2 separate regions of the Mus musculus genome follow, and region 2 is linked to region 1. A link is a loop called in an ENCODE intact Hi-C map of the cell type or tissue named here. Cell type or tissue: left cerebral cortex. All regions are shown on one strand.

Evidence for each region. A loop is a pair of places that touch in the nucleus more often than their neighbours do. Peaks named below come from ENCODE experiments on the same cell type or tissue, not always from the same donor. Only the 100,000 strongest peaks of a DNase experiment are listed, where the experiment ranks them.
Region 2: a loop joins it to region 1, with 2.1 times the contacts of the local background. A loop is called at or near these places in 4 of 42 quality-filtered maps.

What each region holds. Positions count from the first base shown.
Region 1 is chr13:96,656,523-96,664,522 of GRCm38, forward strand. Hmgcr (3-hydroxy-3-methylglutaryl-Coenzyme A reductase) reads right to left here. Exons shown (of 20, transcript NM_008255.2): 6 at 6,507-6,612; 7 at 3,596-3,702; 8 at 3,372-3,488; 9 at 2,695-2,855; 10 at 2,349-2,596; 11 at 2,061-2,236; 12 at 41-235. Among named protein-coding and RNA genes, the nearest start is that of Hmgcr, 10 kb to the right of the region's middle. In left cerebral cortex, no CTCF peak of the experiment used is centred here; a DNase peak (open chromatin) is centred at 3,802.
Region 2 is chr13:97,110,371-97,118,370 of GRCm38, forward strand. Fam169a (family with sequence similarity 169, member A) reads left to right here. Exons shown (of 13, transcript NM_001100458.1): 8 at 926-1,032; 9 at 3,269-3,308; 10 at 3,739-3,889. Among named protein-coding and RNA genes, the nearest start is that of Nsa2, 24 kb to the right of the region's middle. In left cerebral cortex, no CTCF peak of the experiment used is centred here; no DNase peak of the experiment used is centred here.

The DNA of each region.
Region 1 (8,000 bases):
ACAAGTTACAGAGCAAGCCCTCCCTAATCAAAGAGCATACCAAGGAATAATTATAATCTCTGTAAGGCAGGTACTGTAGAGAGGACGGCTCTGCAAGCTTTGTGGAGAGGAGCTGCCGGCGAATAGACACACCACGTTCATGAGTTTCCATTAGAGTTTCCAATTTGTAAGCTGGGATATGCTTGGCATTGACCAACTGGATGATCTCTGCATCACTAAGGAACTTTGCACCTTTCTGCAGAAAGGAAGAAGAAAATGAAGAGATGGGATTAGATAAGAAGGGCAGTTCATGAGCAGAAGAGCAAAGGCTGAAAGAGCACAGTGCAGAGCTGTTCACAAGGCTATAAAGCAGTATATACCAACCCTGGGAACTATGACACTTAGCCAGACTATGCCCCATCCCCTCTGAAGAACAAACCCAGAACAAAGCCTTGCCCTCAGTCCAGCCCCCCTGCCTCTGTACAACAGGACCTCCTCTACACTTAAATGCTCGTGGACTGATCAATGAATATCAATCAATACATATTTACTTACAATGGACAATCAATATATACTCTCTTCATTTAATATTTTTGTGGGTACAAATTGTGGCCCTTAAATAGGATATATTTCAGCTGAGGATACCAATTCTCAAAAGAGCTAAAGTAAAAACATTAAGAGTAAAATTCAAAAGGCTTTGGGTTTGTAAAGGGGGAGATATTCTGAAAAATATCAAGAAGATCCAAGAAGTGCTTGCTATGCAGACATGAGGCAGAGTTCAAATCCCTAGCAAGCACATAAAAGCCAGGCACAGTAGTATACATCTGCAATCCCAGCACAGGGCAGGAGGAAGACACAGGCAGTTGCTGGGGACTTGCTATGTCCAGTTTAACCAAAATGACAAGCTCCACATTTAGTAAGAGACCCTGTGTACTGGCTGGTTTTGTGTGTCAACTTGACACAAGCTGGAGTTATCAGAGAAAGGAGCCCAGCTGTGGGGCATTTTCTCAATTAATGATCAAGGGGGGGTGGGGGAGGGCCCATTGTGGGTGGAGCAAGCTGAGCAAGCCAGTAAGCAGCATCCCTCCTTGGCCTCTGCATCAGCTTCTGCTTGACTTCCAGTCCTGACTTCCTTTGGTGATGAACAGCAGTGTGGAAAGTGTAAGCTGAATAAACCCTTTCCTCCCCAACTTGCTTCTTGGTCATGTTTTGTGCAGGAATAAAAACCCTAAGAAACCCTGTCTCAAAAAAAAAAAAAAAAAAAAAACCAGATAAAGCCAGGAGGTATTACACGCCTTTAATCCCAGCATTGGGGAGGCAAAGGAAGGTAGACTTCTGATTTTGAGGCCAGCCTGGTCTACACAGGGAGTTCTAAGCTAGCCAGGACTACATAGTGAAATTTTTTATTTACTTAGCTTGTGTTGATTACTCATAAAACTATGCATTCTAAATATCTGTAATTTCCTCTGTCAATATATCTTAGTAAATGATGGTAGAATGGAACTGTATCTTACCAAACATGGGAAAAAAAAAATCAATAGGCCAGGAAAACATATTCTTATTACAGAAAGAATTAGATTAAGCTGATAAGGCTGGAAGCATGAAGGGACATCTGTAAACGTGGTGAGAGAACACAGTGTACAAACACAGCTCACTTCAACACACACAGATTCAAAAGCTCCCCATGTCTACAAGACAGTAACTCACTACAAGGAGCTTTGATTCTGGGACCAGAAAATAAGAAACCCTGCTGCTAGCTTTACAGTTTCCTCAATGGTAAATATCTTGGTAAAGCCTCTTGAGCCTGGCCTGCTCATCCGAAGGGTGGGGATAACACCCCCAAAGGCTATAGGGATTTATATAGCTATGAATAAGCCACGTGACACAGAGACTAGGGCACAGTAGGCCTCGGTAGTACCAGTCTTAACTTCCCTTGATTAAAGAAAGGTACCAAAAACATCCTCTATAAAAGAAACCCCCAGTGTGAGCACACCCTTGTCCCTCCTCTGTATTCTCCCCCAGTGTGAGCACACCCTTGTCCCTCCTCTGTATTCTCCCGTGTGAGCACACCCTTTTCTCACCTCTGCATTCTCCAGTATCTGCAGACATTCTTCATTAGGTCGTGGCTCGATGGGGAGTTCAATTCCAGGCTCCTGTGTCCCCAGGGCGGATGGAGGGCTGGCTACAGAAGCCCCAAGCACAAACGTAGCTCTGCTTGTAGTCTCTGCTTCCACCACTAATGGTTTTATAACCTCAACTGTGTGAGAGGCAAAAAGACATCTCAAAGTCCTCAAATCACTTTCAGAGGAAGTCAACTCAGGGGGTGGCCTCGGACAAGAGGACCTGAGATGAAGAACACAGCACGGTACCTTTTCTCTCTTGGTTCGCTCCTGGATCCTCCTCTACTGACGAAAGCTTCTGGTTCCTTCTCACAAGCAGAGGCTCACGTCTACAACAGTTGTCTTGAGCTTTCTTTGAGGTCACGACGGGAGACGTGATAGGATTTTTTAATGACAGTGTCGATTCTGTCTCTGCTTGTTCAAAGAAAATATACTTGACAGCCAAAAGGAAGGCTAAACTCAGGGTAATCACTTGCTCAATGTCCATGCTGATCATCCTGGATGAAAGCCAAGATAAATGTTGTCAGTTCAGAAATAGTAAAGTCACAGCACAGCCCCATGAGAACACAGAGTATTGTGGGTTCCAGTCACTTACTTGGAGAGATAAAACTGCCAGAGAGAAACACTTGGTTCAATTCTCTTGGACACATCTTCGTCCAGACCCAAGGAAACCTTAGCCTGCTCCGCTGTGCTGTTCTGAGGAGAAGGATCAGCTATCCAGCGACTATGAGCGTGAACAAGGACCAAGCCTAAAGACTGAAGGGACATATTTTAAATTGTATACCTTCTGCTTTCTTTCTCGTCCCTCCCAACTCCATAGCCAGACACTTTAGTCCTCAGCCCCACTTATCATGGTAAGAAAGCCCCTAGTTTGTTAAATAAAAGCAATGGTGCTGTAAGGGTTCAAACATCCCAAAGAATAGCCTTTCAAAGACAGGGGTCTGTCTGTTCAGGAGAGCAAGAATAACAAAGACCATAAGCCCAATGGGGCATGGTGGCAAACACCTTGTATCCCAGCACTCAGGGGGGCTGAAGCAGGATGATTGAAAGTTCAAAACCAGTAAGATCCTGTCTCAAGACATCAAACTAAAATCCCCAGAACTTCAAAGCAACAAAAAACTAACTCAGAAAAAAGAGAAGACTGGAACATCACCGAAAGGAACAAATATTAGATAAACAAGATAGGAACTAAAAACACAAGCAAAAGCCCCCAAATACCCAAAGAATAAGACACACCGAAACTACAGATACTGGAGAAAAAAATGCCATTACCATAATCATCTTGACCCTTTGGGTTACGGGGTTTGGTTTATTTTCTTCTTCTTCTAAAACTCTGGCAAAATGGCTGAGCTGCCAAATTGGACGACCCTCACGGCTTTCACGAGAAAGCTACGAAGGAAGTGGGCACTGCGTTAGGAGGTATGAGGGGACTAAGGAGAGGGGCAGCATGGGAAGTACTACTTTACAACTAATGACACCAGGAAACCCCGCCTCACCTCTAGGACCAGCGACACACAGGCCGGGAAGAATGTCATGAACACAAAGTAGTTGGCCAACACTGACATGCAGCCGAAGCAGCACATGATCTCCAGCTGGCGGACGCCTGGGGAGAGAGTGAGACACAGCTGCTCAGTGTGGGTCTCTAACATGCCACTTAACTTACAGGCGCTTCATTATGCACAGCCAAGTCTCACTACATTACATCCTTTGTCATTTAGTACAACAAAATTAGCAACACAAAGATGATCTATGGCCTGAGGAACAGCAGTCCTGCCAGGACACAGACCCAAGCATCAGCACAAAGCTGTATGTAATGGGGCTGTTTCACACAGCTGGCAGACAAATGCTTCCAATTCTTCTATAAATGCTATCACTTTGGCTGAGACAAGCAGCTATAAGACCAGCTACTCTACAGGAATTACTTTATCCTCCAAACTACACTACTCCCCTAGACTCACTTATCATAAAAGCAATTAATTAGCCCATGTGTCCACGTTGATTTATAATATAATGCACAGATCAGTAGGCAGTTATGCCTTTCTGACACGGCATCTCAGTACACAGTCCTTACAGAGCACTAAGTGCAGCTCTCTATAACCCCACAGTGCCTACTGATGTTCTAAGCATTTTACTTCATTGACCTAATCTGAAAATGATACAATGCAAAAATGTTAATAACTCAAGAGTGAAAATTAACAAACATTTCACCACAAAATTATTTCAAGGATCAGTCGGTAATCTCAAATAGAAGGTGCCAAAATTGTACAGACCAGAAAAAAAATTAAGATCACCAACTCCTACTCTTTGGCTCAAATTAAAGTAAAAAACTACATTACATTATTTATTCTCACAACCAAGGGCATCTGAGAAACTGCAAGTTATACATATAATAAATAAAGCAAATCTATACATTCAACTTAAACACTAAATGAATAGATTTTCATAATCAATACTTAACCAATGCTTTTCACAAATCAATCACCAACTTTTTTTTTTTTTTGGTTAAACTCCCTGTTGCCATCATTCTTCCTGACTGTTCCAAAAGCAGCTGCTCTGCCACTTTGATGTCACACAGGCCACAGCTCTAGTCCAAAGACGTCTGAGCAGCTGTGGCTTGTATGTGTGCTGGGAACTGCACCCTGTACCTTTATATGTGCAAAGTACATAGTAGCACTGAGTTAGCTACACTTAGCCCAACCCTTTTCTGAACTGGCCTTTTCAGTTATGCCCAGGATGTGGCAGAATGTGTCCAAAGCACATACAAGCTCCAGGATCAATCCCTCACACTGTGTAAAAAGGTAGGCAGTGGGTTGCTGCCTAATTAATTTTAAGCCCTATTTCTGCAGATAAAGATGACTTCAGTGGCTTCTGCCACGACACACCCAATTCTTTGATTCATTTCTCTAATGATTCAAGACAAGGCATCAGCCCTACTACTTTCTGCATCAGATTCAAATACACAGCCTTTGCTTCCAGGCCTGTAACTTCCTGGCCCACCTGCAACATCTCAAACTCTCTTGTTTATGTGGCTGTGTTTTCACCTGATCAACATTTTATTTAGTGGTGATGACATGACAGTATCGTCATTAAAACTCAAAACTATACCTTTAAAGAAGGTAATTTTTCCGTGTGTGTGTGTGTGTGTGTGTGTGTGTGTGTGTGTGTGTGTGTGTGTGATTGTGGGGCACGTATGGAGTCAGGGGACAGTATCAGTTGTCTGTTATTGTATCTGTGTTACTAGAGACAGACTTGTCTCTTTGCGATACCACAGGTTAGCTACAGCTAGAGCTTCAACTTCTGGAAATTCTCTTTGCCTCTGCCCCATCACAGGAGCACTGGGAGGGCAGAGACGCGCTACCATGGCAGGCTTACGCGGGTCCTAGAAACCCCAACTCAGCTCTCATCGTTTCATGGCAAGTGCTTTACCTGCCATCTTCCTAGGTTACACAAAGTACATCTTAAAGTCTGAGAAAACATGTGCTATAGACTGAGCCGCTGAGCCCTATCCTTAGCAGTAAATTTTAAAACAATTTTTAGAATGTTTTTTCTTTCCTAAATAAAAACCTTTGTTGAATAGTAGAATATGTGTTATTACTATCAGAAATTTAAAGAAGTACATAATATTTAATAAATGAATACAGAGACAACCAAATTTTCTCCCAAAAGAAAGACAATTAGGGGTTGGAGTAGCAGATAACTCAACAGCTAAAAGTGTCTTGGGCTCTTGCAGAGGACCCCAGTTTGGTTCCCAGCACCCACATTAGATAGCTCACAACCACCTATAACTCCAGGGGCCACAGATGGATGGATGGACACACACACACACACAAAACCAGAACTTAAAAAAATCTAGTCTAAGACCAGGATGCCTCATAATAGCATGATACATTCACTCTGGCAAATCTCCACTGTACGTAATGGAGTCCTGTTTGAAGCTTAGTATTAATTCTCCGTGCTGCTTTAAGGATGAGGAAGTGTGTAGAGGTTGGTGCTGCGGCAGGCTACGATGTATGGCCTAGTACCTAATTAAACCTTCCCAACTACCTGCTTAGATCTGGCCTCTTGCACCACCTCCAACATGGCAATTAAAATACAAGGAAAGGAATCCCTACTTCAGCCCAGATAACAGCAAGGGTCTCCAGGCCTTGCAATACCATCTTGGTTATAAACCAAGAGCAAACCCCACGTACCACAAGTGGACACAAAAAGAGAGGACAGCAAGCATGGGCAATATCCGAAACCTGTTACTACTTTCTTACCATGCACAGAGGTCCATAGCTCCACACACTTACAATATCCCCGTTCAAGTCACTCAGGTCAGAATCCAAGAATAAACAATGTAAATATCAGATCTGCTATCTTCCCTTTTAATGACAACTGTAAGTGTACTAGAAATTGTTTACAAACCTGACATGGTGCCAACTCCAATCACAAGGCATTCCACAAGAGCGTCAAGAGTGAATGTGGGGCCCAGGATTGCCATTCCACGAGCTATATTTTCCCTTACTTCATCCTGAAGAATAGACCAAATATATCGGTGGTTGTAAAGTGCACATTAGCCTTTTAAAATGCTAGAGAGCATCCTGGGTCCTACATGAAACTTATTTTACTACGCAAACAAGATAGAATGCATTCAATAGTCAGAGCGGGCAGTGAGAGACATGGCCTACGGATCACTCCTGTGGTTAATCAATCATTGAACTCCTACCTGACCACACCCTTTCTGTAGTGGCCCTTCCTGGTTGTCAACTTGACTATATCTGGAATGAACTACAATCCAGAATTGGAAGGCTCACCAGTGACCCTTATCTGGAGGCTGGGAGATAGAAGTTTCTGATCTGGATCTTGGTGTGTGGTGGAACACACCTTTAATCTGGGCTACACCTTCTGCTGAAGTCCATATAAGGACACTGGAAGAAGGAAGGTTCTCTCTCTCCTTCGCCTGCTTGCCAGGTGGGACAGAGCAACTGCTAGATCCTTGGACTCCCATTCACAGCTGCTCCTGACCACTGTTGGGAGTTGGACTGCAGACTGTAAGTCATCAACAAATTCCCTTACTCTATAGAGACTGCCCCTAAGTCCTGTGACTCTAGAGAACCCTGACTAATACACTCTTTCACATTTCACATTACATTCTGGCTCCCACCGACAAAACCTTAGCTGAGATTCTCTGAGGTCACATTAGTACAATAAAACCTAGAGAATTTTTGTATCAAAATGTTCAAATGATCATAAGCAGTATCCAATATTTATAATTGGGATAGAACTATGACCTCTTTCAGAGCTTGGGGAAGGGGCTAGTTCAGTGACGGAGCACTGGAAGATCCTGCTAAAGGTCCTTAGTTTAATGGTCCGACAGGGAAGGAAAATCATAAAAGGACGAAATAGGATATGGTGGTGTGTATGTCCGCAGTCCCAGCACTCAGCTGACCACGGCAGGAGGAGCACTATAACTCAGGGCAGAATGAGATACAGTCTGTCTCAAAAAGAATTCTACTACAAGGCTATTTAACACAATGGTGAGTTTTTTAAAGTCACCAATGAACGTCAGGATGAATTTAAGATGAGAAATGTTAATTTGAGGGGCTTAGAAACAATGTGATGGGAGGCTCTAGTCCACTAGATCTGTTGCAGTGTGAAGGTGAGAAGGCCCCCAAAGGCTCTTGTGTTTGAACATTTGATCCTTAGTAGGTGGCGCTCCTTGGGAGGCTGAGGAAGTGGATCACAGGCTGTGGGCTCTGTGGCACCAGAGCCTGGCCCAACCCTCTTCTTGGCTGCACTGGGCCTCCAGGCCTCCAGGCCCTGGGTGCACACCTTCCCAGCTCCATGAACCACCTCCTGGCAACACAAGCCCAAACGAGGCTGACTCCCTGCAATTGTCCCATGTCCGGTATTTGGTCA
Region 2 (8,000 bases), 450 kb after region 1:
TGGGAACATGGCAGCATCTAGGCAGGCATGGTTCAGGCAGAGCTGAGTGTTCTACATCTTCTGAAGGCTGCTAGTAGGGGACTCACGACCAGGCAGCTAGGATGAGAGTCTTAAAGCCCTCACCCACAGTGACATACCCACTCCAACAGGGTCACATCCACTCCAACAAGGCCACACCTTCTAATAGTGCCGCTCTCTGGGCTGAGCATATACTACCATCACACAGACCCTCTTAAAATTTGGAATTTTTATTGTGCTTTTGCTTTTGAGTCACTAATAAAAAAGAGGTGTAGAGGGGGCTGGAGCAATGTCTCAGCAGTTGAGAGCAGTTGTGGCTCTTGTAAAGGACTGGGTTCAATTGCCAGCATCCATGTGGTGGCTTACAACCATCTCTACAACTCCAGTTCCGTGGGATCTGACACCTGACCTCCTTGGCCACCAGGTACACGTTATACCTACATATATACTGGCAAAATATTCATACATTAAATACGCCTGAAAGGTAAAAGTACAACACAAAAGACAATGCCAGGCATGGTGCACACCTTTCATCCCAGCACTCGAGAGGCAGAGGCAGGTGGGTCTCTTTGTTCTAGGCCAGTCTGGCTTACAGAGTAAGTTCCAGAATAGCTAGGATGACACAGAAATCCTGTCTGAAAAAACAAAAACAAAAACAAAACAAAGCAAACAAAAACTCCAAAATAACAATGACAAAAACAATACCTGACCTAGACTAGCCCAACCAATGAAATAACCCAGTAAGGATTGGGAGTTAAAATAATATATTCATAAAGAAGCATGGATTAGGCTTTGTGGATCAATGGATTAGTGACAAGGTATTATAAGGGAGACATATCTAAAACTCAAATAGTATTAATATAAAAGACATGATTGGTTCATAATTTAAAATTTTTTCTTCATGTAGATGTTTCTCAATATGAAGCCACAAGACCTGTGTCTGGAGAATATGGTCTTGCTGCTGTACCAGAACATGAACCTGGACTGGACGACACTCAGTCTAGTGAGCTGCAGGTACACCTTTGACCCTCATAGGAAACTGTCGTGTTTTTGTGTCATTTGTGTTTGTTGCTTGTTTTGGGGATAGTGAGCACTGAACGTGGTATCTTATGTGTTCTGGGCAATTGTTTTACCACTAAAGCTCATTCCCAGCCCTGCCTGGTGCTCTTTATTTTGCGGTGGGTCTCAGCATGTTGCTCAGGTAGGCCTGTATTCTAGCCTAGTTTGAACTTGAAAACATCCTGCCTTGGCCTCATGAATAGCTCAGACTGGAAGCTTTTGTACCCAAAGTTTCAGACATTTATTACATAAGCTTAGGTAATTTCAACTGCATTCATTTTCTTGGTGGCTCTGACAGTTGATTATTAAAGATTTAATGTTTTTTGAAAAATATTTGTAATGATGTTTACAGTATTACAAGCTAATTAAAACTAATTTAAGGTTACATACATATGTATTGTTTATTATTGAGACAGTGTCTCATTAAGTTGCTGTGGCTGACCTGAAATTCACAAAGTCTCACCTGCCTCTTCCTCCTGAGTTCTCAGACTCAGTGTGGCACCATGCCTGGCAAGCCCCTGTTCTTGTTATGTTACAGCCCATATTTTTCAGTCACACAGTCACATAGTATTTTTAGTTATCATAAAATCAAGGGAAACTAGAAATTTTGCTCTTCCCACAAGGGTAATAAAGGCTATAGTTTATTTTAATATAATACCAAATAATTTTAAATGTCATTTGAATGAGAATATATTGTAGTAACTGTACATCATAAGATTAATAGCATAAATTGTATATTCTGTCATTTTTGAAGTTCATATTCTTACAATAATGCTTTAGTAAAAAATGTGACATTTATTATGTACATTATTTAATGATTGGATTGGGATCATTTGTACCTCAAAACATTTACTTTTTTTTTTAATTGGCATCTTCAAATTTACATAATTCTACTAGTATTCTGAAATACAGGATAAATTTTTTTCAGCTTTAAATAGATCTTTTGATACCATGTTGTAATTCAGTGAGTGTGGAATGGATAAATTGAGTGTTTGGAGTTTTGTAATGGAGTAGGTATCAGAGCAAGAAGTGGACATTCAAAGGTATGGTTCTTGTCACGAGAGACCTAGATGATCCATTGTTACAGCAATGGCTATACTACAGGGGAATAATTGTCTTACTTACTATAGCGTAGCACAAGGGTGACGTGAAGGGTAGGTGGGAAGTCTGAAAACGTTATCAGGGCATTTTAGCAGAGAGCAGGTAAAGGAGATGTATGCTTATTATGAAAGAGATTAACTATTAAATGCTTTTTGGTTTGTAGTCTGTACAGTGGTAAGGTATTGACTAAGCAAGGGAGTCAGTCATACAGCTTGTGACTGGGAAGCAATCTTTTTTTTTTTTAAGATTTATTTATTTATTATATGTACGAACACTGTAGCTGTCTTCAGACACTCCGTAAGAGGGCATCAGATCTCATTATGTATGGTTGTGAGCCACCAAGTGGTTGCTGGGATTTGAACTCAGAGCCTTCGGAAGGAAGAGCTCTTAACCGCTGAGCCATCTCTCCAGCCCGGAAGCATTCTTTTACTGGGTGTAAAGGCTTAGGTAGTAGATAGGATGGTAGTTAAAGGGAATACTTGGCCCGTGAAGAAGCTGTTGGGATTGTTCAGATTAAGATAATAAAATAAAGCTTTGGCTAAAGCAATAGTGATGAGACAGGGAGCCTTCATTCAAAATCAGCAAGCTTTGCGATTGGTTGAATGAGATTTAGGACTATCTCACTTCTGTTCCATAGGCCTAACGGGAATGACTGTAATTGTTGCCATCAATGTGGAGAAATGATTTGGGGAATTTACCTTGATGGGTTTACTGTGAAGTCAGATGAGCCCTCTGTTGGGAGACCCTGGCCTTGGACCAGGCTACATGTTGAGGAGCTTTAGCCGTGTGTTTAGTTCACCAGCAGTAGAGATCTATGCGAAGGTCATATGAAAACAACACAAACCAGCAACCTCAACAGCAGCCCTCACCCAGCAGAGCAGAAGGCTGTAGACATTTCAGATCCTTTGATGAATTCTTAGGCTTATAATGAACCAAGGGCTATAACATAATCTTTTAATTTCGAAGGTAGATTTCTTAACAAAAATTGGAATACAATTAAATATTGTTCTTTGAAACTATGAATGAAAGAGGTCCATAGTGAGAAAGAATAGTTTAAAACATTAGATTTTAATCTTTATCTCTATTTTAGATCCATTCCCTAAAAGATGCCTTTGCTAGCACTTCTGAAGGTAAGAAATCAGCTCAAATCACGTCTTGTAGTAAGTGTTCTAGCCTGGGTTCTCCTCCCAACTCCACTGCCTCGGATTTTACTGTGAGAACACGGAGGGTGCTGGTGAGCTCTGCATTCTGTACTTGTAGCACGGGGATCATAATATCCACGTCATTTCCCAACAACAGTAAGAGAGAACATGGAGGAGAGTGTAGACACAGTGACCCTCGTGATGATGTAGGGATATGTGGAGTGGACATCAGCCATTATTTTATAATGAAAACAAGTGCTGACACTGCTCTTCTTAGCTGGATCTGCAGGAAGGAGCGACACTGTAATGGGGCCGTGGGTTGCCACGCTGCAGATCTAGCATTGCTGTGTTGCTGTGTGTGTTCCTAGGTAGTCCTTCGCATTCAGACTCAAATGCAGTTTTCCTGGTTTCCCCTCAGGTCCAGAAAAGACTCCTGTTTCCACGCGTACTCGGAGCAGCCATCTAAAGCGGCCAAAGATTGGGAAGCATTTTCAGGATTCTGAGTTTAGTAGTTCTCAAGGTGAAGATGAAAACGTTGCCAAGACTTCACCTACGGCTTCAGTAAACAAGTGAGGAACTCGTGCTTCTCACTCGCACTCTGTCGTGTGTTGTTGCTTCTATACTGTGGGAATCTAGGCCTGAAGGCAGAGCTGCTCTATGTGCTCCGGCAGGTATCCTTGCAAGGGTTTGCATCTAGCTTCTGCTACAAGATGACCCATCAGGCTTCCCAGGGCTGTCACCATCTGAACAGTGTTGTACAGAGCCTTAGTGAGTAAGAGGTTGGAATAAACTCACCCATGGCATCTTCCATTGTGCAAATCCAGAGTATTCTAGTCACTGTGTCTCTCAAAAGATTCATTACCGTCACTTTTGAATTTAATAGGATAGGTTTTAGTAATGTTGAAGCTTAACATCTGTTTTTTTTTAAATTCAGATACTTTTATAATTAATCCACTTTACCTAGGCTACTGGATATAATAAATAAGTTAGTGATAACCATAAATAATACAGTCAGTTCTTCCAGAGACTTGGCCATTAACAGAATCACCAACCAGAACTCTTGGTAAGCATGTCACCTTCAGATGAGCCATGGAGACTCAGTCCTGCAGTCCCAGGCATGGAGGCTGAGATTGCTGAGAGTCTGAGACTCATTTGCCCTATGTGGCGAATCCTGTCTGAAAAGGGTGAAATAACAAACTGTCTTTGAATTTATTTTTCAGTTTTTGAAGGAGGATTTCATATGGTGTGAAAGTTGTTAAATGACCATTTCCTTCTGCCTCTGCATCCTGAGGACCAGGGTTAAAGGCATGCGCCATAATCCCTAGCTTATACAGCACAAGGGGATGAAGCCCAGGCTTTACAAGCTCTCTGCTGAGCCATCTCCACAGCCCTTTGTTGGCTTCTGATAGCAGCTAAGATATATATATATAAATAATATTAAAGATTTATTTACTATTATATGTAAGTACACTGTAGCTGTCTTCAGACGCACCAGAAGAGGACATCAGATCTCATTACGGATGGTTGTGAGCCACCATGTGGTTGCTGGGATTTGAACTCAGGAACTCAGGACCTTCAGAAGAGCAGTCACCGCTGAGCCATCTCTCCAGCCCCCTTTTGTTTTTTTGCTGGTGTTTTTTTTTTTTTTTTTTTTTTTTTTGGTTTTTTGAGACAGGGTTTCTCTGTATAGCCCTGGCAGTCCTGGAACTCACTTTGTAGACCAGGCTGGCCTCGAACTCCCAAGTGCTGGGATTAAAGGTGTGTGCCACCACCGCCCAGCAAGATTTTATATTTTATAATAAAATTAGACTTGTTTCCTTCCTACCATTCAATTAAATTATTTAGTTAATTTATGACTTTGTCATTTTAGATGTCAAATTATTTACTCAAAAAAAATCTGTTAATTATGTAAATAATTTTAGATGGATATAGTTAGATGGTACATGATAATAAAATATTTATATTAAAGATAAATATAAGTAAAATGTGAAGAATAAAATGTGTGAAGAATAAAATGTTTAGATACTATTCAATATTCTCACAGGCAGTTACTTAATGATTGTATATTTGTGATTTTTTTTTTTTTTAAGAATTGTGTGTGTGTTCCTGTGAGCACAGATGTACTATATGTCTTCTCTCACTGTCCACATGTTCCTTTGGGGTTAGGGCTTCAAACATAAGTATAACTTTGTAAGCAGAGTTAAGAGAGATGTTGTAGCTTCAAGGCCTTCCAGCTCTGCTCTGTAGGCTCAATCTAGTCTGCCATTTGTTTGTTTTTGTTTATTTTTGCATGGTATGGTAGGTATTGAACCGAGAGCCCAACGTGTGTACTTTCTTCCTAAGACAGGGTTTCTCTGTGTAGCTCTGGAACTCACTGTATAGTGAGGCCTTAAATTCACAGAGAGCCAGTGCCTCTGCCTCCCCCGGGCTGGGATTAACCAGTGCCCCCCACCCCACCTCCAACACTTGTGTGTGCACACAACTGTATTTACATCTCTCTACCCCATCCTCTCCTCCAACTCCTCCTGTGTCCTTCTCCAACTCTATCTCTAATTTATAACCTACGGGGATCATCTTCATTCAAAACACCAGGTTCTACTCCCTGATCGCCATTGTCTTGTGGCCAGATCAAAATGCCAAGTGCATTTAATCCAACTTCAGAAGTCACAGTAAGGGCTGGAAAGATGCCTCTGAGGTTAAGAGCACTGACTGCTCTTCCAGAGGTCCTGAGTTCAATTCCCAGCACCCACATGGTGGCTCACAACCATCTGTAATGGGATCTGATGCCATCTTCTGGGGTGTCTGAAAACAGCAACAGCATACTCACATGTATAAAGTTAATAAATCTTAAAAAAAAAAAAAAGTCTCGCCGGGCGTGGTGGCGCACACCTTTGATCCCAGCACTCGGGAGGCAGATTTCTGAGTTCGAGGCCAGCCTGGTCTACAAAGTGAGTTCCAGGACAGCCAGGGCTATACAGAGAAACCCTGTCTCGAAAAACCAAAAAAAAAAGTCACTGTAAATTTTTAGTCTCAATACTTTTTATAGTCCAAAGTTCAAATACACTCTGAGATGCAAGGCACTTGTAACATATAAAATTAAAAATCAAAAAACAAATTACATAGTTCAACATACAGACCCAGAACATGTGTTGAGGGAGGAAATGGGTTATAGTGAGGAAATACTGGGCTAAAGCTAGACGAAACCATCCGAGAAAACGCAAGTCCTGTAGCTCTTTCTGTCGCATGGTGTTCTTTTCTCTCTACACTGTATACTTTGTGTTTCTTTATCCTCACTTGCACTTTTTCATTGTCAACCTGCATGTGAGTGATTGTTAGCAATGACACTGCAGAGTGGTTGGTTATCCGTGATTTGCAGACAGTTTAGGCTGCCTTGAAGTCTCCTCTGCTGAAGAAATTGTTCCGTTACTTCTCAGTTTTGTCTTGGGCAAGTTCTTCGGACTGGAGCAGGAATATCACCGGGATGGTATCTAGCCAGATTGCTGCTACTCCCTTCCCCCCAGGTTTCTCCATCTGGGTCTCCACAGCCCACATTGTTTTCTGTACTACTGTCTTCTAAGCTCCGACTAGGATGGCTGGTTAGGCTCTGCTTACAGCATTCAACCTTTTTCCTAATCTAAAGTCCCAAAGTCTTCCATATTTCTACAAAAACAAACCAAAAATGTCTATCATAACTATAGCTCAACCCAGTACCATCTACCTAGTTCCTTTCCGGTTGCTCCGATAAAAGACCATGGCAGACTCAACTTAATGGAAGGGTTCGTACGGAGGTTAAAGTTGCAGAGAGATAGAAGTCCATCTCCATAATGGTAGAGAGTATAGCAGGAGGCAGGAAAGCATAGCTCTGCAGCAGCAGCTGAGCTCATCATGAACCTCAAGCAGGAAGCCGAGAGCACACTGGGAGCCTAACCGTTCCCAAACAGTCCTGCCAGCTAGGCACTGAGAATCCAGCAGAGGGGCCCATGGGAGCCTTTAGCTTTCAGACCACCCCAGTACGTATTGTCTACTCCATCCTTTCACTTATTCTCATTCTTCTTTACAGCTGAAGAGAAATCCATGGACACGCTTAGGTCTTCACTGTCCATTCATCAGCTGGAGGACACTGGGGTTGTTTCCGTTTCCTAGCTATTGCAAATAAAGTGGCAGTGAACACGGTTGAGCAGTTCTCTATAAAGTACATCAAGGCCTTTGAGCACATGTCAAATAATAAGTGTCTATCTATGGTTATAGATAGTACTTGTGATTTTACACTAACAGTGTTGGAAATAAAATGTTCGTTTCAGTAGAATAGATGAAAGGTCTAGTTTAAATAGAGAAGGTTTTTAATTAATTAGGCAAGAAAAAGGATAAATTTATCAGGATGAAAAGATTAGTTTTGTACCTTCAGGATCTAAAGTTGATGGAATAACATTTATTGGTTCTAAAATGTTAGTTTGTTAAGAAGGGATTTTAGTATACTGAGGCCAGAGGATTGTGAATCCCAAGAAAGGCTGGGTAATTTTAGTAATATCTTCTTCAGAATAAAGGGCTGGGATTGTATAGTTCTTGCCCGACTATACCAGAGTTCCTGATTTCATCAACTGTACTGTCCCAAAAAATGGATCCTTGAAATTTTATCTTGATCCATAATAAGAAAAAACAAGGATGGTTTTGGTTTGTTTT